Linked DNA regions of Mus musculus: regions 1, 2, 3 and 5 are each linked to region 4. A link is a loop called in an ENCODE intact Hi-C map of the cell type or tissue named here. Cell type or tissue: left cerebral cortex. All regions are shown on one strand. Region 1 has its middle 110 kb from the start of Enkur. Region 2 has its middle 84 kb from the start of Gm13375. Region 3 has its middle 64 kb from the start of Enkur. Region 4 holds the start of Arhgap21 (Rho GTPase activating protein 21). Region 5 has its middle 110 kb from the start of Enkur.

Evidence for each region. A loop is a pair of places that touch in the nucleus more often than their neighbours do. Peaks named below come from ENCODE experiments on the same cell type or tissue, not always from the same donor. Only the 100,000 strongest peaks of a DNase experiment are listed, where the experiment ranks them.
Region 1: a loop joins it to region 4, with 2.6 times the contacts of the local background. A loop is called at or near these places in 2 of 42 quality-filtered maps.
Region 2: it touches region 4 in a loop (7-fold over the local background); 5 of 42 quality-filtered maps call a loop at or near these places.
Region 3: it touches region 4 in a loop (9-fold over the local background); 9 of 42 quality-filtered maps call a loop at or near these places.
Region 5: it touches region 4 in a loop (2.3-fold over the local background); 2 of 42 quality-filtered maps call a loop at or near these places.

Annotation. Positions count from the first base shown.
Region 1 is chr2:21,096,526-21,101,525 of GRCm38, forward strand. It overlaps the pseudogene Gm13377. Among named protein-coding and RNA genes, the nearest start is that of Enkur, 110 kb to the right of the region's middle. In left cerebral cortex, no CTCF peak of the experiment used is centred here; DNase peaks (open chromatin) are centred at 2,980, 3,614, 3,846 and 4,667.
Region 2 is chr2:21,050,645-21,055,644 of GRCm38, forward strand. It overlaps the pseudogene Gm13377. Among named protein-coding and RNA genes, the nearest start is that of Gm13375, 84 kb to the left of the region's middle. In left cerebral cortex, CTCF peaks have their summits at 2,952 and 4,188; DNase peaks (open chromatin) are centred at 3,143, 4,015 and 4,261; H3K27ac peaks cover 1,207 bases.
Region 3 is chr2:21,138,472-21,143,471 of GRCm38, forward strand. It overlaps the pseudogene Gm13377. Among named protein-coding and RNA genes, the nearest start is that of Enkur, 64 kb to the right of the region's middle. In left cerebral cortex, no CTCF peak of the experiment used is centred here; DNase peaks (open chromatin) are centred at 317, 1,539, 2,995, 3,246 and 2 more places; H3K4me3 peaks cover 1,322 bases; H3K27ac peaks cover 1,465 bases.
Region 4 is chr2:20,966,958-20,971,957 of GRCm38, forward strand. Arhgap21 (Rho GTPase activating protein 21) reads right to left here and starts at 764. Exons shown (of 24, transcript NM_001081364.3): 1 at 373-764. The coding sequence starts at 453. It overlaps Gm13375 (predicted gene 13375), which reads left to right and starts at 1,917. Exons shown (of 2, transcript NR_033225.1): 1 at 1,917-2,426; 2 at 2,517-3,391. In left cerebral cortex, CTCF peaks have their summits at 2,674 and 4,892 (motif pointing right); DNase peaks (open chromatin) are centred at 388, 800, 1,028, 1,677 and 2 more places; H3K4me3 peaks cover 3,174 bases; H3K27ac peaks cover 3,609 bases.
Region 5 is chr2:21,088,982-21,093,981 of GRCm38, forward strand. It overlaps the pseudogene Gm13377. Among named protein-coding and RNA genes, the nearest start is that of Enkur, 110 kb to the right of the region's middle. In left cerebral cortex, no CTCF peak of the experiment used is centred here; a DNase peak (open chromatin) is centred at 2,358; H3K27ac peaks cover 331 bases.

The sequences.
Region 1 (5,000 bases), 130 kb after region 4:
ATGGACTCACAGTCAGGAGTTGCCACTAACAGATACAGGCAGACTGTGCTACTGATACACTCTTCAGAAAATAAAGCAGAAGCTGAAAGGGAGCAAGGATGGAGAATACTACTTTAGATCAGGTCCAACACTTGACATTTAGGAAGAGATCTGAAGGAAGTAAGAGTGCAGACATCTCATTTTACCCTGATTAGAATCTTTAAGGAAGCAACATTTGCATCCTTAGATTCTACTGTCTCCAGAGGTCTACGTCAGACTGACATGCTATGATACTAAGATGTTATCAATACGTAATCTTCCTTTGCTTGTGGTCTTCTACACTCAGAGGCCCATGAAGTCCATCCTGCCATCGGGGCACATAGTGCTCCATATATCCCAGTTTCAAGTTTCCTTCTGTTTTTGAAGCTGTTGTATGAAAGCCTGAAGGCTGCTTCTTCAACAATAATTTCTCTTGTCCTGTTAGCTTTAGGAAAAACACTGCCACATTATCTTTGCAATTCATGGCTCAGCCAAAGACTCTTCCCATGTGCTCCTCCCATTGCCTGCTCCCACGCTTCAGCAAAGGCCTCATCCCGGTACCAATTACACTGTGACTGACAGGCATTTTCTGAAGTCAGCAGAGGCCAGGCCCTCTCATCCAATGAGGCTCTTGGCATACAATGAAGAACAACTGAGAATTACTGAAGTATACTTGAGTCTTCATATAGGATATTCAGGTATGTGCATTTCTTCATATAGATAGAATAAGTTAGTTTATTTGCATGACTGTGTGATAGCCCCCTTTGATACACAAACAGACTATAGATCCCACAGAAAGTGAAGGGAAAGCTCTCTTTAATTGTCTGGTATATATAGCCTTGGGATTCCCGACCAATTAATACACATGTTGATTTATTGGAGAAATAAAAGGAGGTTGTTATAAGACTCATTTCACAGATCAGCCACAAAGCCTATATGCTGAAGTCTCTTCACGTTTACCAAGACTTGAGGCCTGCGTGCTTGCTCCCATCTGAGCACGGCAGGCCTTGGCTCTAATAGACCTGGGTCTACAGATTGGTGACATGGAGATGTCAGACATCTTGACATCTCCTGACATTCTTCTTGGTTTTGCCTCTTGTTCTTCTTTCTATGTTTGGAACACAGTCAGATATATGTAGCCATTTAGGATAGGAGGAGGCCTGCTTACTTTTTTCTGAAAAAAATATAGTATAGCTGAGCACAGAAATGGAAAATTATCTAGAGGTGATGGAGATATAATGAGTCATATAAATGACTACTTCTGCAGAACAAAGGCATAACATCTAGAATCACTTCATGACTAGGTCAAATGAAGAAGCAATACCTGTCAACATGTAGCAGAACTGGTTTTGATTACTTCCCTTTACTTGATTTTTGACTATCATGGGCAGCTTCATCAAAGCCAGTGAAAAAGTCACATCCTTCCAAATGCAATATCTAACAATAAAAAATATTTAGAGTAGCTACTTCCTCTCACTGCTTTCTGTCCTTTTTTGACTTTAAAACTATAACTCAAGTTCTTTCAAAGCAAAATTTTCTAACACAGTATATATAGAAAACACAGAACAAAAGATCATTTCATTCTGGAGCCAGGCAACAAAATGTCACGACCTTTGTCCTGAGAGTTTGACTCTCAGTCAAATTTCTTCATAGACTTTTCTAGCAATCAAGTGTTTGGAACATAAAATGTGGGAAAATTTTACTTGAGGCCAGCACTCTTTCTAGGATATGATCCAAGACATTTGAATTGAATGTTGAAAGGGGTCTTTTATAAGAAAATGTGCCCAGTGTTGCTAGATGCAAAGGCCCCAGGGCCCAACGCTTCATCTCATCCTTGAACACCACCACTGAGTTCAGAAGATACTCCTCAATACATCTTGGTAGAAGTACATGTAGCAAACATGCCTCTGCCGTTGGTAAAGAACTGCATTTCAAGGCCCCAGTTTTATGAAAACAATGCTTATTGGTTTAATAATTTTCTTTGATTTCCACAATCTCATCTGTGCGGCCTGGTCTAACTTTTTTCCCAAGGACTGCTGGCATGGCCAGAACTTGAGGGGCTGAGCACTGGAACCTTTCAGGCATCACTGAGCCCTTCACTGGATCTGAGACATACTTCTCTCTGCTCTGGCCCTGGTGAGACTGTAGGAAACTTAGAAACAGCATGGCCCTCTCAAAACGACCCCTTCGATTCCAGCGAATGTGAGAAAAAAAGGGAAGAGGTCTTACTAAGCTCAGTATTAGGGAAAGAGGGTGAATTTCCTTAAATTTTATTTTGAAATTACATCTTATTTATTGTTGTGTTTGTTTATGTGAATCAGATGGAAATCTGCAGTTCTCTTCTTTCTCCATGGGTTTTGGTATCAAACTCAGGTCTTCAGGCTGCAGGGGGCTTTATCCACTGATATCTCTGACTCTTAAACATAAATTTCTATTTCTATACTGGAATGGACCAACCTAGGACAAAGCACCCAGCTGTCTGGCCTCAGTTACATAAAGTGGATTATCTACCTTGCTTATGTATCATTGTGCTTATGAGACTGCCTCTTTATTATAAGGGTGCCTATCACTCTGACCTCAGGGTTCAGGATTTTTGGTTGTTTCTTTAGCTTGCCTTGCCAGGCCAGTACTCCTCTGAGGCCACAAATTGAGTAGGATTTATTTTTTTCCCCTGGATTCACAGGGTCTACCAGACTTCCAGCTATGTTAGCTAAATGGATACATTTTTAAATACTGTGCATATGTTTTTTAATTGCTTCACCTTTGTACCAGAAAGAGTCTGGTTCTGATTAGTTTTATGTCAATCGAACAGAGGTTAGGGTCATCTGACAGGAGGAATCCTCCATAAGATCTGGCTGTAGGACATTTCCTTAATTGATGGAGGAGGTCCAAGCCATTGTGAGTGGGGTCATCCTGGGCTGGTGGTCCTGGGTTCTGTGATACAGCAGTCTGAGCAAGCCATGGGGAGCAAGCTAGTAAGCAGCACCCCTCCGTGGCCTCTGAGCCAGCTCCTGCACCAGGTTCCTCCCCTTTTTAGGTTGTTCTCTTTATTTCCTTCACAGATGCACAGTGCTGTGGAAGTGTAAGCCAAATAATCCTTTTCCTCCCCAAATGCTTTCTGTCCTGGTTCTTTGTCACAATAGTAACCCTAACTAAAACAAGCTCCTTTCATCTAATAGCCACAGGCTGACACTGCTGCACTTGGTGCTAAATTTGGGTTTCACGTGTTCTCAGTCGATAGTTTATTCTCTAATACAGAAAAGCAATGCTTTGTTTTGTCTTGCATCTTACTCTAAGTTCACAGAGCTCTTAGCTCCTCTGCAAATGATGGGCTTGAAATAGCAGCATAAAACCCTTCCTTAGTGCCTATAGCCAGAAACTACTGGCAATGTTGTTTCCTAGCTAGGATTTATGAACGACATAACCCAGTCCAGTGAGCCGAGCAACAGCTGAGGGTTTGGAAAAATCACAATCTTGACAATTTTTACATACAAGGAGTAGGATTTCTGAGGATCTAACTCAGAGTCTTTTGATTGTTAGGCAAATGTCTATTCTTTTAGCTACACCCTAGTACTATCTCTCATGTATTTTAAGGACTAGTGGGAGAAACAGGAGGGGTGGAGCCAGGGAAGGGATTGAGGAAAGAGTGCTTTGAAAGCCTGGTAAGTCATAATTTTCATTTTACAAGTTGGCGAACCACAATCAAGTCAGTAAACAACTGACATATTTTAAAATCTATTCTGTGTCCAGTGGAGATAATGATTCCCATGTCAAGAGTCTGGTGGCAATTAAGATAATGCACACATGAAAACACAATACAACTGAGTAAGCCATCGGTGTGAGCAGAGAGCGAAGCAACTAAAAACCTCACATTTCTGGCTGTCAGTGTGGGATAGAGCACTTTCCTCTAATTACATACCCCCCTCCCTGAGCTTTACTAAAATGAACTACAGTATGCAAAATTATAAGCCTGCAAAGTAATTCAAGCCCACTTAAATTTTACTACAAGAGAATACAAAACAAGACACCACTGGATTGTGCTACATAACTGCCAGGCAGTGGTGGCGCACGCCTTTAATCCCAGCACTGTGGAGACAGACGCAGGCAGATCACTGAGCTCGAGGCCAGTCAGAAACCCTGTCTTTAAAAACAAAAACAAGAAAAAAGCTTAACTGAAGTCAGTTAATATTCAAAACAACTAACAAAAATCATTATTACAAATAATCATTAGACACACACACACAGACACACAGACACACAGACACAGACACACACACACACACACACACATGTATATAATGACTGCTTAAACATTGTACATCTCATACTTCTTAATCAAATCTCAAGTAAAATTTCCTGACTTCAAACATAAAATGCAGTAATATTTAGAATTATGTTTTACCAAAAAAGAAAAAAAATCCCAGCTTGTTTCAAGCAAACTTTACGTGCATCAATACTGGTATTTCATCCAGTGAGTCAGGACAAGTGCATTCAGCCCCGAGTCCTTCACTACAGCCCTGACATGGCAGACCAGCAGCCAAGCAGCTCCTGGTGTCCCTTTGTCTCTTTGCTCTCAGCTTGTTGGCTCTCCCAAGCATCGCTCTGCTTTCTGCTCTATTTAGTTTTTTTTTTTTTTCCTAGAATTTCATTTCAATGTAGCTGAGTAGCTTTTTTGATTCCAGCTCTCGTACTGAATCCAGTTCATCTGAGACTGCTTCAAGCTGCATCCTAGCATCCTCATTCTTTGTCTGCAGTGTATTCCTTGGAATTGCTGAGTGACGTTCTATTCCCCAGTCTACCCTTTCAACTGTCCTGGATAGTTGGAACAGTCTAGTTTGGGTTATTATAAATACAGCAGTAGTTATGAACTTTGCAGACCAGCACTGGTAGAAACTATGTCTTCATTCCATTTAGATAATTGCCTAGGTGAAGGGCTCTGGGTCATGGTAAGCGTGTTTTTGTTTTTTAAGAAACTGACAAAA
Region 2 (5,000 bases), 84 kb after region 4:
TGTGACAGCCCTATTCCTATGTAGCCATCCAAACCCCCTGTGTATCTACCCAGAGGAAATAGGATGAGGGCATCCAAAGCATTACAAGCGGCCTGCTGTGTCCTTTTCACTATTGTGGTAAGAGCCCTTGCTAGATGCTCACCAAGTATTCATCTCTTTCCCCCAAGAACACAAATTATGTTTTATCCCAATTTCTTCTTAGATAGCTTCTTCACAATGGACTCCAAACTTCACACAGTGGAGAGCTGTTTACTTTGTTTGCTACTGTGCTCTCAGGTGTACTGTATTGCCTGCATGTGGAAACAATTGTTTTTTAAAAAGAGTAATGACTGTCAACTTATTAATAATTCATTAATCAGCCAATTAATTGGATTCGTAGTAATATGCCAATGCTGTCCCATCAAATTATGACTATGTTAATATACCATTCCATTCACCAAGTGGGGAGAATATTCCTTGAAAGTAATGCGCTTTTATGTTATGGTCTTAGACTTTTTTAGATTTATTTATTTACTTATGTATTTATTTTTGTGTGCGCACATATGCACATGTGAAGGTCAGAAGACAAACTAGGGAGTGGCTTATCTTCTCCCACCGTGTGCTATCTGGGGGTTGAACACTGACTATCAGACTTTGGGGCAAATGCTGTAACCTGCTGGGGCATCTTGCCATGCCCATCCTTCTTTCAACCCTGATTAAGTAACAGTGTAATATCAGATCACACTATAAAGTTCTTCTTTATATCTAATACAAAAGAGGTTTAACGAATACAAACGTTAAGAAGTCACCAACCCATGCAAAAACCATGATAAAGCTGTATTTCCATGTCACACGTGGAGAAGTGCCTTTCTGGAAGTGCTTTCTCTTAGGTAGGACACTCTTATTAAACCCATTTTTTAAAGAATATTGTCTACTCTCAAAGCCCATGTGTCCTCTCCAGGGCACTGCATATTAATGCCATTGTGAGGGTCAGGCCACTGTGTCCCCTAAGACTCACACTGACAGGAGTCTTTTTAGCATTTTAATATGGCTTACTATATAGCCTTTGCCCTCACTCCACAGCACTTAAGTTGGACATGTATTTTCAGTGTGACTGAGGTTTGACCAAGCCTCTTAGCTAACCAGGATGCTTAGAGAATGCTGTGGTTAATTGGATTTCCCTGTTCACAATCCCTTTTTGGTTCAATTGTGTAAACAAAAACTTCTTTCCAAAATATGTTAGTGTGCATCCTTATCTAATTAAGTAGGAAGTCCTGAAAAGGATTATGTTCCAGTCTCTCCCTCTCCTCCTCTCCCTCTCTTCTTCCATCCTCTACTCCCCAATTTAGAAACGATGTAAAATAAACATCATCTTTAAAAAGATTAACCATAATTTTAAGATTGTAACTAGGAAGTGGGACTTGAATGGGTATCGATCTGAGATATATTGTCAAAATAATTCCAACATATTTTAAGCTTGACAGATGTTACAGAAGATGGCTCCTCCCACTTCGCATCTCCTATCTCCGTGCTGCTGTAAGGGGCGGTCACTTGACCTCTGAACTGTTAAGGAGGATGGCTCCTCCCACTTCACGGCTCCTATCTCTGTGCTCCTTTAAGGGGCGGTCACTTGACCTCTGCTCTGTCTTCCTGGTGGGTGGGACTGCATTTCTCATATATGCTGCTACATTACATTTCTAAAAATATTCACATTAAAACAACTTTTTTTTTTTTTGCAAGACTGAGATTGAGTGCCGTGCATGCCGACAAATGTTCTAGCCTCAGTCTAATATATTTTCTAACACGTTTTATATAGCTAATTTGGTTTTTAAATGTATTCAAAACATATATGAAAACAGAAAATCTAAAGATTTTCTCTTTTCACTTCCCCTTCCTTCCTCTTTCCATGAAAACATACTAGGTAAGCAAGTAGTCTACCACCAAGCCCTGAACTTTGCCTAACTTTTGATGCACATTTAACTTTGAAGATTTTAAATATATTTGTGTGTGCTTTAAAAAAGGATTAAAATGAAAATACAGTATAATTAAATACAGTACCATTCTCTATTTTATACAACCAAAATCTCACATCTATCAAAAATGATACATTCTTAGTATAACATAAAGCCAACTACATATTCAAATTTTCCCAATTGTCCTTTAAAAGGCCTTTGTAATTTTTCTGTTCAACCTAAGACTAGACATTGGATTCTACTGTATTTTGAATGTATTCTCCAGAGTTCCTGAATTGGAAAATTAGCACTAATAAACATTAAGATGGGGCCCAATAAAAGGCAATCCAGACATGTGTTCTGCCCCCAATAATAGAGTATTACCGTCATTATAAGAATGGGTTAGTTGCTTTAATAGCAGATTGTTATAACAGTGACCTAGGTCCCCGTCAGTCTCTTATCTCTCTCCCTTATCTTTCCACTTTCTACCATGGGATGATACAGCATGAAGGAAGAAGGTATAGAAGATGGAATTGTCTCAGCCTTGGAAGCATTTGTATAAGTATCTAAGGGGACCAACCCTTGGGTTTCCATGCACCAAGATTAGAATCAAGGGCTCAGAGACAAACCGTAGCTCATCTTCCTATGGTTAATACAGAACTCTGACTGATAGGAAAAGGTGATCCAGAAGGCTTGAGCACCTAGGAAGGCAGAGGTGGGGAGATCATGAGTTCTAGGTCAGCCTGGGTTATATATCAAGACTCTGAAAGGAAGGAAGGAAGGGAGGGAGGGAGGGAGGGAGGGAGAGAAGAAGGGAGGGAGGGAGGAAAGAAGGAAGGAAGGAAGGAAGGAAGGAAGGAAGGAAGGAAGGAAGGAAGGAAAGAGATGGGGAAGAAAAGGAAAGAACTCTGTGGGATAAATGAATAATATTGGCCCATCTCTCTCACTTTCTGTAGCTCATTTTACTCATGAGACACCAACTCCACCTATCTTTAAGGATCTGCAGTTCTTCCTTAACCAACCGTTCATTACCGTCTACTGCTTTTAATTTGCACTGAGCAGTCTACTAAGATTCCCACTTTTTGAGTGGGCAATGCTGGGGATTTTTTTTATTATTATATTTTTTTGGAACAATCTGTGCCTCCAAAACACTTCCCATCTGATAACCATGATCGCTGAATCTGAGATGTTTGCCAATTACTGTCTTAGTCATCTCCTCACACCTAGCTCACTTCCTCCCAGGGAGCCAGTAAAAGTCTGCGGGGGCTGTAGGCAAAAATTCTATAGGGACTCTCTAGACTCCAGTGTGTTGTTTTGCTGCTATTCTGAGGTCTGAGCAAAGCCCATCACATCAAGTTTTCCTAATGAAAGAGGCAAGAAGGTAGAGAAGAATCATACAAATACAAACGATTTTCTTAAGTTGGCTATTCCTACTTTTAACCTTTGAAAACACAAAGCAAGCAGCAGCAGCAATGGGGTTTTATGGGTGTGGTCACTCCCAGAGAGATTGGCGTGGCTAAAATGGGCTGGATGGTGGTGGTTGTTGGCTGTGAGGAGGAGTGTGAATATAAATCCGAAAGGAATGTTGCTCAGCATTTTATTTTACGTAATAACTCACAAAATTGCCAGAGTCATCTATCAGTGGCCATTTCTATGATTGTTCTCAGCCTAGTCAGGGGCAATAAAAAGGAATGATTTAAGTTAAGGCAGCCAGTGGTGGTAGTGGTGAGGATTTGGCAAGTTTCAATTCTGGCATTTGATTAGAACCTTATTTGGAGGTGGGGTGCTCATCTCCTGAAATCTTGCACAGAACCTGCCCAGCTGTGTAACTTCACTGCCAGATCTGGGCCTGACTTTGAGTTTTACTCAAGCCTTTCAGGGATTTCTCTTGGACATGAATAGAATCCTCCTGGTTTAATGGCTACACACATTTTTATGAAGTGCCAGGATTAAATCAACTTGAGAAAAAAAAAATCAGAGTGAGAGTGTGTTTTGCAGACAGCTTAACTACAGTGAGTAATGCTTTTAAGCATAGAAAGCCCACTGCACAGAACTGTTGAGGGCCCATTGTATCCAACAGCACCCACCTATTTAGAGCCATGACTCAGCCAGCCTCCCCGAAAGTGAAAGAAGGCAGCAGAGAAAGGTTGGGGGTGGGGAGAGAAAGATGAGAAACTTTATCTTAGTTGAACTCCAACACCTTCAGTGAACCTCGGAGGTTCCAGGGCTATTGGTTACGAACATGGCACAGTGGCACAGGGGGAGCTGTTGCCTTGTGCTTTCTGAGGCTCTTTTCCTAAAACTGTAAGAACCATTTCTGTGGCTCCCTCTTCATTTTGGCTGCAGCCCTTGTCTTCCAGGTTTTCGTACACAGGCAAGTGCTCCAGATGGTTCAGCCCCACTTCTCCCCTCCTGCACGTTCTTCTACTATGTGTCACGTCTACCCTATTTTTAAAAATTCATTCTAAATACATAAAATTTATAATTGTTTGACTGAATTTTGTACAACATACCATGATTATATTCTTTTCCCTGAAATGGCTCTGCCCAAACACAGCAAGTTCATCTCTTTATTGACACAATCATTCTACTTGATAAACCCAACTCAACTACATTTTCAGCTGTTTTATTATTTCCTTGTTTGGTTCCTGACTTCTTTCCTTAGTCATGCAGGTCCAGCCCTGTCAAGTTTCCTTACTTTCCCTTTCCTCCCCGATTCTAGGTCTAATGCTCTTGTGTTACTCCCACACCCTCACCTTCTCCCTAAGATCATTACAATCCCAAGAATCATCATCACCTACTCTTTCCTCTTCTCCCTCTCTTTCTTCTTGTTTTGTACAAAAAAAGGGGGGATTTGTGGAAAGACGCAGGGAGCTATTCTTGAGGTGCTCAGCACTGAATGAGAGAAGCCATGTCCAAATTCCTGGTAGGGTAGTAATATGAAAAAATGCAAATTTATTGACTGAACTGGTGGATTGCATGGTAAGTATATATATGAAAAAGAGGAAGTTAGATAATGACCTGTAACAACCCTGCCACCCTATGCAGATATTTATTATAATTTGGATT
Region 3 (5,000 bases), 170 kb after region 4:
TGCTTCAAAACCTCTGGGACTTGCTCTGTAGAAACACTGAGTTCTCTAGCCTGCAATAAAACCATAACTCTTGACACATCATCTCTGCCACAATGCCCCTCAGTCCAGAACACGTCAATCCTTTGTGGCACTCAAGTGTATCATCGTCTACTGGCCAGCTGGTCAGGGGTTTGCACGTTGGTATTCCTTTTCCTGGACCTGGGGGTAATTGAGGAAAATGAGCCCCTACCAGTCCCAATTGTAAACATGATAGCTGCCCAACATAAGAAGGCAATTCAAGTTGTGCCACTTTTGGTTGCCATGGGAATAGCTGTGGGTGCTGGTACTGGAATAGCAGGGATAACGACGTCTATGACACAATATAATACATTCACTTCCCAGTTTAAAAGTGATCTTCAGGAAATGACTGAAACTGTGCTTACTATCCAGAAACAGATCGATTCTTTGGCAGCTGTGGTACTTCAAAACCGGCGGGTCGGGGGTGGGCCTAGATCTCCTGACAGCTAAAGAAGGTGGATTTTGTCTGTTCCTCCAAGAAGAATGTTGTTTCTACATCAACCAGTCCAGGAGAGTGAAAAACAGAATCCAGGAGCTACAGGCAGACATCAAAAACTTCAGAGACCGTGAGACCTCCGGTTCTGGGATTTTTGCAAATCCTATATGGAAGTGGATACTCCCTCTCTTAGTCATCTTCCTGGCGTTATTATTTGCCCCTTGTTTCATTAATCTTGTCTCTACCTTCCTTCATCAGACAGATAAAAAAACATTTCTAATCAAACTATTAATCAGCTCCTGTTACAGGACTACCAGCCACTCGCCACAGGAGAGCTGCTGTCCATAAAAGAACCTGATTCAGACGATTACCAAATGGATACCGATGGTGAAAGCCAGATACACCCCCTAGACAGCAGGAAGCAGTTTAAGAGACGCCCTCGCTTCCTTTTCACCATGGGTTTCCCCTTCCCCTTTTCTTTCCTTCTCTTTAGGAGCTCCCCACTAATGGGCTCTTGCCCATCCCCATCCCACGTCCTCTTTTGGCAACATCGGACACTCTTGATCTCATGACCCTGGTAAATCCATTTCCATCGAACTGCTCTCTAGACATCTCCTCCTCCTGCTTGCTTTCTCCCATCCGCTCTTCATTTATGGTCCCTTGATCTGGCTTTGTGTCCACAGTGTGCCTCTCACATCTGGGGGGCTTTCCAGGCATTTGTTCTTAATAGTCGTTTTTACTTCTTCCATTTTATTTTATTCCATTCTTCATTTATCCCCAAAACTAACCTTGAAAACCTGCCAACGGTTTTCCAAATCTGTCCTATCACATTCTGGAGTTTCAAGTATGACTTTCAAGTTGCCTACAGAGCATCCTGACCTGTAACTCCTGAGGGAGTTAGTTTAATGCTAATGCTTGCTCTTTCATATATTCACCCCCCTCCCATCTGGTCTATCATACCCACAGCGACTGGAATGTTTTTATTGTAAAAGCACAAATCAGATATAGTGATCTCTTCTCTGTCCTTGACGTGTATCTCTGTGCCAACGTGGGTTTACCTTCTGTTGCTGCTTGTGAATGTCATTGCAGACTCTTTGATCATATGGGTAAAGACACTGCTCCCGGCCCTGGCTGAATTATCTGGACTGTGTGTTTTTACACCGCTTGCCTGTGTCCCTTCCCAGAATGCAAGTTTCGGGAAGAAGAGTTTGTGTGGTTCCAAAGCTGTAGGAGTGTCGCTCTCGACCAGCAAGAACGACGTGACCACCAGTCCTTCTAACAGCAGTTTATTCCGTCTTCATCTTTCTTCTTTCTCTTCATCAGTACCGTTCCCCAGCTGAAGAGTTCTGAATCCACGCCGGATCCTTCTCAACAGTCTGTTTTACGGGAACACTTTATTAACCGCTCCTTCCCAGTGATGCAGTTCTGAATCCTCCCTGTAGCAGCGGGTCTTCGCTCTTGCCTGAAGATGTTTCTTTTCCCGGGTTTCGGCATCACTTCTGTTGCGCATGCTCAACTGGCCAGGAAGAACGACGCTGCTACAGGATCCTTCTGCACACGTTTATTCAGTCCTGTTTCTTCTTGTTTATATCTCCCTTGTTTATATCTCCCTTGTTTTTATATCTCCCTTGTTTTTATATCTCCCTTGTTTTTATATCTCCCTTGTTTTTATATCTCCCTTGTTTTTATATCTCCCTTGTTTTTATATCTCCCTTGTTTTTATATCTCCCCCGAACCCTGGGCCTCTCACTCTTTTATACTCTCAGTTCCCATCCACGCACAGCAGGCCACGCCCCCTCGCCAGTCACGAGGCTTCAGCTAATCAGGGCAGCAGGGGCAAATCTCCACCAAATTGGATTCACCTGTATCCTGGTACACCTGCGCAGCACTCAAGATGTTTGTGTCTTATATGAGGAAGTCAGGTGCAAGTCATATGACTTAGCTACAGTCCCTGGCACCTTTGGGACTGCCGCCACACCCGCTCCCCACATAGGAGCGGAACCTGGAACTCCTTGAGGAAAGGTAGGTTCCCGATGTTTAACTAAGACCTGTTCAACCTGAACAGTTCTATTTAACCGAGAGGCGTTTCCTTCTGAACCCACTCGTTCTAAATCAATCCATAAACACATCCAATCATTTCCATAAACAGATTAGCTGTGAATTACATGCTGGGCTCTGGAAAGAGGATCTTAATGGCAAACCAGCCTCACCCACCACCTTCACACCTTTTCATTCCAATCCTGGAGTCATAACCACCATCTGCTAGAGCTTAATTTCAAGATTATGGGAGGTGGGTACCCTCCGGTTGACACCTGAATGATCCCCCGAATTGCAGAGGTTTGGATCTGGCCCCACCTTCCATCTTGACACACTGCTGGGTTTTTCTCGCATATCAAGTGAAGGCAGAGGGCACTCTGGCTGCTGGCTTCTGCAGAGTCGCGCTCCACATTCTAAGTTCCAATTGTATTCACTTGCGTTACTTTGCATTTTGGTTGCCCTGAAGAGTTAGTTCTCTGCCGTTTTGAAAACAAAACTCATTGAAGTGCTAATAGGCAGTGCAGAATGGTCTCTCGAGCTGCATGCTGGGGTCTTCCTACACCCGGACTCACAGGCCAGACTCCTTGTGGCTAGCCGAAGTGGGGACTCGGTAGGAGGCAGGCTTCCGGGCCAAAAACCCAGGAGAGAGTGGGAAGGGAGGAGTTACTGGGAACTCTGGATGAAGGAGTGATTTTAGTAGGGTTTTCGTGAGATGGGGTGGAGAGAGGAGGCTTGGATGCGAAGAAGCCAGCGATCTCCGCCCGCAGGAGGAACAAAGCCTTGGCCGTTCTCACCCCAACGCAATTCAGCTAAAGGGGTGGGAGGTGGAAGTGAAGGGGTGCAACGAAGGGAGGAGAGGGGAGGGGCGCGAGCTAAGGGAGCCCGAATCCAGAGTTCGCATTTACCACGACGCCTCGCCTAGAGTCTGGCGCCTTCTCACTGCTCCCGGCCACGTCTCTCGCGGGGAACGCTGGACAGACAGACGCCCGGAGGATGCGTGGGCGTGGGCGGGGGGGTGGGGTGGGGGAGAATGTGGCTGGGCCCGCCCCGCCCCCAGCCTGCGGGCGGGAAAGCTGGGACTAGAGTCGAGCCTCATTCCCAAAGCGGCGCGGGAGCAGCTGTGGAGCAGCGCCTGATGCACCTGAGCGCGCTCCGGGGAGCGTCCCTGGCTTACCGCCCCCCAACCCCCGCCTGCCCCTTTGCCGACTCTGCAGCCCGCGGGGATATGGGACAGGCCTGCGATTCGTTCAGGAGAAAAAGCAGTCCCCTGTTATTTGCCTTCTCAAAGCCCATCGCTGCAGCCCCCAGGCCAGCAATCTCCAAGACTCCTCCCTGCCAGATTTTAAATGCACATTTGTCCCAAGTCAATGCATTAAAAAGAGTCAGTGCAGTGCGTTCTCGAGCATTGGAAGTGGGCCGGAGTATCCCGGAGGACTTCAGAGCTTGGCGTCCTGCCAGGAGTTGGAAAGCTCCACGATCCGAGCCGGCATTTCCTCTGACCAAACCCTAGTGATCCGATGGGTCCAGGGCAGGGACATTTTACAAAATACTGTATCAGATTTACCACTTGACTCTAATTGTCTCAGGTTGTAGCTAAAGGCAATTATTCTACTCTGATTAGGAAGCCTTGTTTTATGAATCTGTTGTTAAACCAACCCCTAATTCCAGCTTTCTAATAGCCCAGCGCCCTGGTTCTTTGTTCTTTCCTCTAAGGTCCTGCTTTCTGGTTATATATCCTTGGTCTCCCATATCATGCCAGAGCCTGCACTCAGCACACTTTGGGTTTAAAGGCCTCACATTAGTTCTCTTGACTATGTCTTCTCCAAAAGATTTTTGCTAGGATAGTGTGTAGTTCAGTGATAGAGCATTTGCCTAGGATGTGAAAAGCCACGGGGTTTCTAAACATAGCAACACACACACACTCACCCACACACACTAGCTTCTTCACTCTTTGGCTAAGATCAAGTGCACACACTGGCAAGAGGAATGCTGGTTGTGTTGCTCTGAAGGGAAAATAGTTACCTATCAATCCATGTTGCCCTAAGTTGGAATAATTGTGTAATAATATTGTACTTATGTTTGGTGGATCAGCCATGCTCAGCACTTTAGCTGTTAATCTCTAAGGACCAGAACTGTGGAAGAAGAGGAGTGTAAGGTGTAGGCTCCCTGACATTAGTCCTTGTGTTTGGTGCCTGGCTGTATCAATGGGTAATGTTCTCTTGCACACAGGTAAATAGTTTCACTCAGAATCATTTTTGTAGCTGCCTTTTGTTTCTGATTTCTTTCTTTAAAACTGACCCAGACAATATTCATCAGCAATATTATTGAAATTTTCAGGAATTGGGATGGAGAGATGGCTCAGTCATCAAGAGCACTTGCTTCTTTTACAGAGGACCAGGGTTCAAATCTCAGCACTCAGGTGGTTGCTCACAACCACCCGTGACTCCAATTCCAGGGAATCTGATGCTCT
Region 4 (5,000 bases):
GAGTACCACCTGCCCTCGCCACAGAGGATGTAACACACACAAGAGTTACATAAAGCCAGCCCCAAGCTGACCAGTGTCCAAAACACTGGAGGAAAAATGGATGCTGAATATTACTGGTCTCAGGCTTCTCGGGAAGACATGGAAGACTGCCCCCTGCTCAGAAGGGTAACCAGGATTCTGGCATGTAAGACAGACTTGCCCCTGCTAATTAATCGCTAAAGTCCCTAGAAACAGTCCTAGGCCAGGTTTCACCTCCCTCCAGGTCAACTGGGGCGCTGCCACCAAACAGCTGACCGACCGACTCAATGGCAGACGACCCCGTACTCTCAGCACGCTCACAGACATGAGCCACCGCCCAGCTAGCTGGCTTACCTCACAGGCAGAGGCCGCCCCACAGGCCTTGAGTTTGTCACCATCTTCCTCAGGCAGACCAGTCCAATGTGTGGCCATCATTTCATTTCAAATTGTAAAGGGACAAATCCTTTGGAGTCCACATTGGAGAAGTGCCACCACACACCAAACGGGAAGCAATTCCACAGCAGATTCTGAGGCGATGAAGGACTGGTCAAAAAAACGATTTGCAGGAAGCCCCTTCAAATACCTTCTTCAACAGACTTAGCCCTCTTCATTTCTCCAGTCTTAAAGTTCAAGGGCGACAGGTTTCCTTGGCAGGTAGGGTGGAAGCCAAGTGCAGAGAGAAGAGGTCCGCTTCCAGGCGGTGTTACTCGGAGGCCAGAGAAAAATCAGCTTTCGGAGAGCCTTCCTGGAACAGGGAGAAGTTAATGAAGGACATGAACTTTCCCCAGGCGCCGATCTTTAGCCTTGCCACAAGCCCGGACCAAGCTCCCCCTCTCCCACAATACGAAGAAGTAAAGTCTACTAAGGTGAATCCTCTCATGCAACAATTAAAAAAGAAGGAAAACGCCTGAAGGTCGGTTAGAGAAAGAGAACGAGACCTCAGAACTGCCCCGGTGGCTATGTCAAACACGCCTGGCTGCTATGAAGCCTTCGAGAAGGGGGGAGAAAAAATCCCGATTCAAGTGCTGCATTTCCTGGGCAACGCCGAGGCAGTGGGCTCATTCTGCAGCACCCGGACACCTACTCTTAAGCGAAGTTTTCTCCGCACCGGGTTAGACTCGCAGACGCCCTACAACTCCCCAACAAACAAACAAAAAGCCAGCTCGGACCAGGGCGGGCGTGGGCTCGGCGGCGTCTGTGGCGGCGGCCGCCCGGGCCGCGGGTGACTCCGGCCGGCCGTGGCAGCCTGCCCTGCGCCCCGGCCCGCGCCCCCAAGGAGACGGCTGTTTTCCTTGGCCCGCGGCGGGGATGGGTGGGGAGGCGTGCGGCCGCGGGTGGGACGCGGCGCCGCTCCCGCTCCCGCTCCGGATCCCTAGCATGCTTCGGAAGAGCCGCGGCCCCGGCAACTCTCAGCTCCCGGCTACGGCCCCCCACCCCCGAGCCCGGCTCGCCCTCCCCGCCGGCCACCTGAAGCAGAGGGGAAAGCGACGAGCAAACCACCCACCTACCACTATTTCCTCCGCCCCTTCCTGAGGCGGGTCGCCGGCGCGGGCTCCCGGGAAGCGCGGCCGGGGCGCGTGCGGGAAGCAAGGGCTCCGCTCGGCAGCTCGGCCCGCGGCGGGGCGCGCTAGGCCGCGGCTCGGTTAATATTCATGAGGCGCCGCCCCTCCTCCGCAGCCCGCCGGACCCCGGCGCCCGCCGCTCGCCTTTGTGCCCCGGCCTCCCTCGCTGCACACACGCGGGCGCGGCCTCCGCGGGCCCGCGCTTCAGCCCCAGGCGGTGAGAGGAGCGGCCACGCAACGGAGAACGCGGGTTAAGGGTCGGCTCCCAGGCAGCGCCGCGACCTGCCCCGGCCAGCCTCGGGCTCTGGGCGCCGCGGGAGGGCGTGGGGCGGGGCGGCGGCCGCCGCACTCAAGCCTGGCCGGGCCGGCCGGGGCCCCACGCTCCCGCGCCCGCGATCGCCGAGCGCGAGACTGGCCGGGCCGGCGGGCGCGCGAGCTGCTTCCCGGGGGCGGACTGCTCGCGCCTTCCTTCTGGATCCACCTCCTTCTACCCCACCTCCTTCCCCTCCCCTCCCGGGGGACGCTCCGGGGCGAGGAGTTTTCGGTCTGCAGTCACCCGGCCCCGGGAGCCAAGCTAGAGGAGGAAGACGGGCCGGGACAGGGGTGGTGCTCGCCAGGCCCCCTACAACCTGGGCACCCGCTAGCTCTTTCGTCCCCGCACCCCGACGCTGGGCACACAACTCCGGCTGCTTCCCGAGCGCCGCTCCGGGAGCGAGCACATCCCTGCAGCTGTCTGCCGGACAGGTCTTGGGGGACGGCGGCCCCTTTTTTGCAGCGGGTGGGGCGAGAAGCTACGGGATGTGGAGCTTCCAGATAAGGGAGTGTCCCTGCCCGCCGCACTGCAAGGTAGCTTCCTGCGGTAAGCAGGGACTGGGTGGTGGCGGTTACGAGTCATTCAGAATTTTTTTCTTGTTTTTTTTTTTTTAAAACCTGCAGGGCGGCTGAGCGATTAGGCGCGGCTAGCGGAACCGAGCGGCGGTGGCTGGGCTTTCCCCACGCTCCCGTCACTAGTTAAGCCGCCAGCCCCGTGGCAGCCGCTCCACAGCCCACTCCCGGGCCTGGGCTCTGACCCGAACGGCTGGCTCCGCCCTGTTGCACCTCATAACATCTCCCGCTGCAAACCGTCCAATCCGGTGACGCTACGACAGTATGCGACCCAATCAAGGGCTACCGCTCAAGCCTTCTACCCCGCCCCTCAGCCTCCCCTTCCCACTCCATCTCGGGAGGTGGCTCACCAGCTCTGATCCCTAGAGGAGCCTCTAGCTCTGGGGATAGTGCTTGGCACCTCTTCACCACCCCACCCCTGTCCTCTCCCCGTCTTATGCACACCCCCCCTCCAGGTCTCTGCCCTGCTGATGCTGTTGAGGGTCCTTTCGATCCTCATTGACAGCTTTTGTGTCTGCCACCATCCTGAGAGAACAGAACAAAAACCAAGATGCTGTGGAACGTGTTACCTTTTTCATCTTTGCTACAATTGCCTTCTAAAGACTCCTCCTCCTTTCCACACCCATCGCCTAGGGTCCTGTTTCTTGTGGAGGTTTTTGAAAGAGCACTCAGGAGCTGATAAAGAAGAAACTGAACCTCACTTTATTGTTCCTTACAGTGAAAGAGGGCAGACAGAATTTACAACCAAATCCAGGCAGAATTTACCACCAGAACCTGACATTTAGAGGAGAGAAATTAACTAGATCTTTTTTTTTTTTTTTTTTTTTTTTTTTGCAGTAGCCATGAAATATGTAAGGTGTGACTGCCCCTAACCAAATTAACCAATAGCCAGGGTGATAAATAATAAATAAATGAAAACAGAGCCTACTACTGTATATTTGTGATTTACTGAGTAGCAGCATGCAGGTCGATGGCAGATCTAGGTATACCCTGCCGTTGGGTAAAGCAGCAAAAACTGAATAGAAATATAACATTCAAACAGTTTATCCCTGGTGGGCTTAGGGAAAAGTTCACATCCACCACTGACAGATGCAAATGTGTGTGCATGGCATAACTGAGTGCCTAACAGCTGAGCATATCTACAAGGTTTTGATCTTACAAATGTTGGTTTGGGGAGAAGGTTTCCTTTTGGTACTGGAGAAGAAAAAGTTGCCAGTAAAAGGAAATAAAAGTCATTATGGAATTATGGGTAAGTAACAAAATCTACAGATGCAACATTTCAGTCAAAGGAAGTACCATGTGAGAACCAAGATTCTATCTAGGGCCTGGAGAGATGATATGTGGCTCAGCAGTTGAAACAGTTCCTGGGATGCACACCAGCCAGCTCACAAACACCTGTAACTAAAGTTCCAGGAATACCCAACACCTCTGGTTTCTGAGGGTACTTGTATTCACTGCACATAAGCACACACACACACTTAAAGTCTTTTTAAAAATACTACCATCTATCTTCCTCATTTTCCATGTAATGGGGCAAATGTTTACTTGTTTGTAAGTACTAGAGCTGATCAGGACCAATGGCAGCCAGCATCTCTTTAGCTCCGTCTCCTGGTGGGTACTACTCAGAGTTTTATGTACATCTTAATGAGATTGTATTGTGGAGGCAGGAGTCGAGCCCAGAATCCATTCTTTGATATACAGCTACTTCAAACATTCTTTTCAATTATAATAACCATATTACCCAGCATTTAACTATGTGCCTATAGATTTGTGGTCAATAAGTAAGAATTTAATCCTATTTGTAGGACAGGTATGGTCATAGTGTCCCAAAATCATGGGAATGCTTCTCATAACTTTATGAGCTATGTCATGAGTGTCTTATGGGTATCAGACTCTGTGAATGGAGAAGACTACATGACTACGATTTGGAAAATATGCTTCTGGCCTGCCCACTAGAATCTATAAATGTAACAGTACATTTCATATTTTGTTGGGCTGTGAACATCAGGTGAAATCACAGCTAGTTAGGGACTCTGAAAATATAAAAACATTATATTGGTTACTAAGATATTAAAGTATCACATTGCTGTGTATTAACTATGAAACTATTAGTTTGCTTCCTCGCAGAACTTTATTTACTCTTTCATTGACACTTACTAGGAACACATTAGCAGTGAAAACTTAGGACTATTCCTGTCTGAAGATAAATGAGCAATAGCAATCTCTAAATAATGATTCATCTCCCATTTAGATTCCTTCTGTGTAGACCAAAAGGCACAGTCACTCTCAGGTCATCTGGAAAGTGGCAACAAACAGCCAGTCACTCACTGCCCACAGACCAATAGAGTAAGGGGTACAGGATGCAAGCCCTGGCATTCCCAGCTGCCCATCCTGGGGTTTCACTCATTAACACCTCCACCAGAGGGAGGACAAGTGAAAGGAAAATGAGCCAAGCACTCAGTCATGTGTCTACTCTTAAAAGCTCTCCTGAGAAGTTGGTGAAACAATGTTTAGGGGTCATGGTAACTGAGGAAA
Region 5 (5,000 bases), 120 kb after region 4:
CAAAACAAAAACAAAACAAAACAGAACAAAACAAAATAGAACAAAACAGTTGAAAAAAAAGAGAGAAAACTTTAGCCTCTCCACTAATAGGCAGAATGCCAGTGTCCTTGTAGACGCAAGCAGCCTTTCTCCATTATATGTCAGATTAAGAGACTGTATTATAGTTGCTTATCTTTGCTGAAATGCTCTTTCATTTGAATGAGGGAGAAACTATACTGGGGACAAGCGAGAAATCTGACACACACACAAAGCTTTAAAGTAATATTACATAAATGTGTTGATCTGTGTTGTGGGTTCTTTTATCTTGTGGACAAATCTGACAAGGATATGAAAAGAATAAAGAGAAATGTATTCCAAAGGACATTGTTCTCTGCCAGCTTACTCTGTCCTTAAATCAAACACCACATTTCTTCTTTACTTCTACTCAAGATCCTTGAAGGGTTTAGAGTTGCAAAGGTTGATGATGGAAAAATTCAGATGCAAAAATTCCAATTGTTTTGAGGTTATATGAAGCATGAGCTACCAAGCCCCGGGCTCAGAGCTGCTAGCCTCTTGCTTTCTATTCCTCTGGAGCCCAGAAAACACAGACCCAGGCAAATGGCAGCTACCCTGATTCTTCCAGGGAAGGCAACAGAGCCTGATTGTCAGGCAAGCCTGACCTTGAACCTCAAGTGCTTCTGCCTCAGTCTCCCCTGTGTGAAGGTTATGGGCATGTGCCATCATACTGTTTTGTTTTAGAATTAAAAAGCAAGCAAGCAAGCAAACAAACAATCAAAAATGATAATACAGTTAAGGGGACAAAGATTCAAGTAGAACTTTTTATATATAAATAAGATCTCTCTCTATATATATGAACTGTATTTGGAAACCAATGACCCTGTTTCCTGGGCACATCACCAAAAGGGGAGATTACGTCTGGGACACTTTTTTTTTTCAGTTTTTCTTATTAATATTTTTTCTCTCTTTTTTTTAATTAGGTATTTTCCTCATTTACATTTCCAATGCTATCCCAAAAGTCCCTCATACCCCCCCCCATCCCCTACCCATCCACTCCCCCTTTTTGGCCCTGGCGTTCCCCTGTACTGGGGCATATAAAGTTTGCAAGTCCAAAGGGCCTCTCTTTCCAGTGATGGCCGACTAGGCCATCTTTTGATACATATGCAGCTAGAGACAAGAGCTCCGGAATACTGGTTAGTTCATAATGTTGTTCCACCTATAGGGCTGCAGTTCCCTTTAGCTCCTTGGGTACTTTCTCTAGCTCCTCCATTGGGGGCCGTGTGACCCATCCAATAGCTGACTGTGAGCATCCACTTCCGTGTTTGCTAGGCCCTGGCATAGTCTCACAAGAGACAGCTATATCTGGGTCCTTTCAGCAAAATCTTGCTAGTGTATGCAATGGTGTCAGCGTTTGGAAGCTGATTATGGGATGGATCCCTGGATATGGCAATCACTAGATGGTCCATTCTTTCGTCACAGCTCCAAACTTTGTCTCTGTAACTCCTTCCATGGGTGTTTTGTTGGGACACTTTTTCTAACAGTGTTTGAAGCTAAACTTTGAGACTTTCCACGTGAATAGCAAACCTTAAGTTATCACAGTACAAAGTAATTATGAGTCAAAAATCAATTTGTAGTTTAGGAAAAAAGTCTAACTCTCTAAAAATTCTTTAAATCATATGTCTTAGACATCATCATACAGTTTTACAGAGAATTAGTTGTATCTTGGTTTCTTTATGAATGCACATAACAGAAGATCACAATGAAAAATCCCTCTATTTAGGTGGTGGTGGCACACACCTTTAATCGCAGCACTTGGGAGGCAGAGTCAGGTGGATCTCTGTGAGTTTGAGGCTGGCCTGGTCTACATACAGAGTGACAGTCAGGGCTGCACTAAGAAACCCTGTCTTAGAAAGAAAGAAAGAAAGAAAGAAAGAAAGAAAGAAAGAAAGAAAGGAAGGAAGAAAGGAAGGAAGGAAGAAAGAAAGAAAGAAAGAAAGAAAGAAAGAAAGAGGAGAGAGGGAGGGAGGGAGGGAGAGAGAGAGAGAGAGAGAGAGAGAGAGAGAGAGAGAGAGAGAGAACCTCTATTGCTCATCTGACCATGCCAGACCTTTGCTTCCTTTTTTGGTGTCATTGAATGGGCCACAAGCAAGGCAGCACATTGCAAGGAACAAATGAAGTGGGTGTCTCTCCATTGGCATCATGCCAGCAATTGGAGGAGGGAAGGGAAGCAGCAGGCAAGTATGTGTTGTAATCAGAGATAAAAGGAGAAGGACAGAAGGATGCCTCTCAAAGGAAAGACCCAGTGCAATGATCCACCATGTGTCCTTGTTTTAAGTAGAAGCAGAACAACTTCTTTTCTAAAATTCCATTTGTCCTATTTTCTGGCAGTATCTGCTGTCGTAGCATCCAGTTCATCTGCATGCCCAGTGAGCTTTCTTTCTGAGTGTGGATGGACTCCCACCTCCACAACAGATGGTGGATGGATAACCACCTACTTCCCCAACAGATGGCTTCGAGGCAGAGTCCTGACAAGTCTTACCTGCAAGGGCCAGGGGCTGGGAATTCCATCAGGGATCTCCCTGACATGTCTGCACAATTAGCTGTGAAGCAGGTAGCTGTTAGCAGAGACTGGAAGCAGAGCAGAGGGCTCTGCACCAATCCAGTCCCTCCTCACAGCTGGCTCTGCCACTGGCAACAAAAACTACTGCCCAGAGGTGAGAGAAGAGAGCCAGTGGCTGAAGCGATAGTTATTCATCAAAGCTGCCAGTGGAACTGCATGGCAGTGGGACCAGACTGCCCAGGAGTTTTTCCCCCTTAATCTTTAAATTGCTCTATTGGAAAGCAACAATTCACATTCTAGTTAGGCATTAATCCCTTCCTGGTTTGATTGGCCAGCTCCTCAGGCCATGGAATGATGCCAACAGTTGACTGTTGTGGGGCCCTGGGGTTATTTTGATCTGCTCTATGGCCGCAGACTGCACCTTGAATTGCAGCTGGACTTTTTTAAAAAGTGTGTGTGTTGTCAGAACCTCAGAGAAGAATAGTTGTGAGTCTTCACCTTTGACAAGCTATATTTAATTGTCTGTGACATCAGAATCCTGGCCAGAATCTGGAAGCATAAATTCCTACCCTGTGCAAACTGTATCTTGGGGAAGGGAGCTTTCACCTGGGTGTTCCATGGGAAGTTCATCTTTACCTTTTTTTCACACTTGGACCAAACAAAAATGACACCTGGGCTAGGAACATTGCTAACACCCTGTGGCAAGGTCACAGGAATCATGCCCAGTGAGTTAAAGGAAGTGAAGGTTCTTCTAACATGAGCAGTGTGCACTCTTTCTCCTTCATTGCCTTGGTACTTGGACGTGAATGCTGGCTTAGCTGTTCATTCCTTTATTCTTTCAACAAACAACTGGCGATTTAAAGATGACTCTAACAGGTGGGATTGGCTACTCAGCACAGATCCTCTCATATAGTAGAGTTACAAAGTCTAGAGATTTTTAAGGATAAAGTGGATTTCATTCTTACTAAATTATTGAGTATCCCTTTTAAGTTGAAGAACAACACAGCAGATAATTGGTAACTCCTGTCCTCCCTCCCTCCCTCCCTCTCTTTCTTGCCTCCCTCCGTCTCTGAGACACAGTATCACTATATAGCTTCTGCTGGCCTCAAAGTTGCTATGTCGCTCAGGCTGAATTTGAATCTGCCACCCTTAAACTTTATCTTCTTTTTTGTTTGTTTGTTTGTTTTTGGTATTTTGAGACAGGGTTTCTCTGTATAGCCCTGGCTGTCCTGGAACTCACTTTGTAGACCAGGCTGACCTCAAACTCAGAAATCCACCTGCCTCTGCCTCCTGAGTGCTGGGATTAAAGGCATGCGATGTGTCACCACGCCCGCCTCAACTTTAGCTTCTTGAATGCCGGGGTTACAGGCATGTGCCACACCCCCAGCCTCTATTTATGTGATGACACACAGGCCTATTTACTTAGTTGAATAGTCACTGCAGGGCATGTTTATTATCAGTGCTCTTTTCTGTGTGTTACAAGTTAATACAAAGTTTATCAGCCATGCAAACAAGCACAATTCCAGTGCTCAAATAGTGAGTACTCAGATGCAGCCACACTACAGTGTTTATAGAGAATGTTAGATGAATGCCAGCATCGGGCCAATCATGGTCTGGGCTGACACACTGCTCCCTGGTTTATCTTTCTATTCTAAGCTTGTTCAGTAGTATGGTGCTCTGTGAAACCCCCAGCCCTGCCAGAGGAGGCTGTTGAGAAAACTGAACTATTTTATTCTTTGTAGCCTTGTCCTATTCTGTCAGCTGACAGTTTTAGCCTTTTAAAAATTACAAACTGAACTATTAAATTCTTAAAATTAATAGAATTTCCTCAGCTTGATAACCAAGGGAATTACCTCAGCATTGTGAGTGAGCTCTGTGCTCACAATGAAATCAATCTCTTTCCGTATACATATTTGCAAAACTAAGATTTTCTTCAGGATTCCTAAAGTTGACAAAAGCTGATGTTGTTGTGAAAAGTAGCCACATTTCTTCAGCACCAGATGGAACCCAGGGCCACCTTCACCGTAGGTAAATGCTCTACAACCTAGCTCTACTCCAGTCCTGGGAAGTACCCACTTCTGAGACAAGTTGTATATCGTGTATCTTCTTTGTGGTATCTCTCTTCAGATGTCTGTAAGCCAACTGTGCCATTCCATCAAGATCATGTGCACCAAAGAGCTCCCTGCAGGTTCTGAGGCAGGCATGCCAAAGCATATTAGGGAGGCACTCTGGCCAGCTGTGTAAAAGGCTGGGACACGTCAGGCTCACAGCTCTGTAGCTACAGCATTTTTTAGATCATCCTTTTTTAAAAAAATTATTTATTCTTTATTGTTGTGCTTGTGCACATGTGTCACCACTATATGTGCTTCTACCGAGGCCCCACTTTGTGGCCCCACTCTACCTATATGGTTCTGGGGATGGTCCTCAAGTTGCCAGGCCAGAG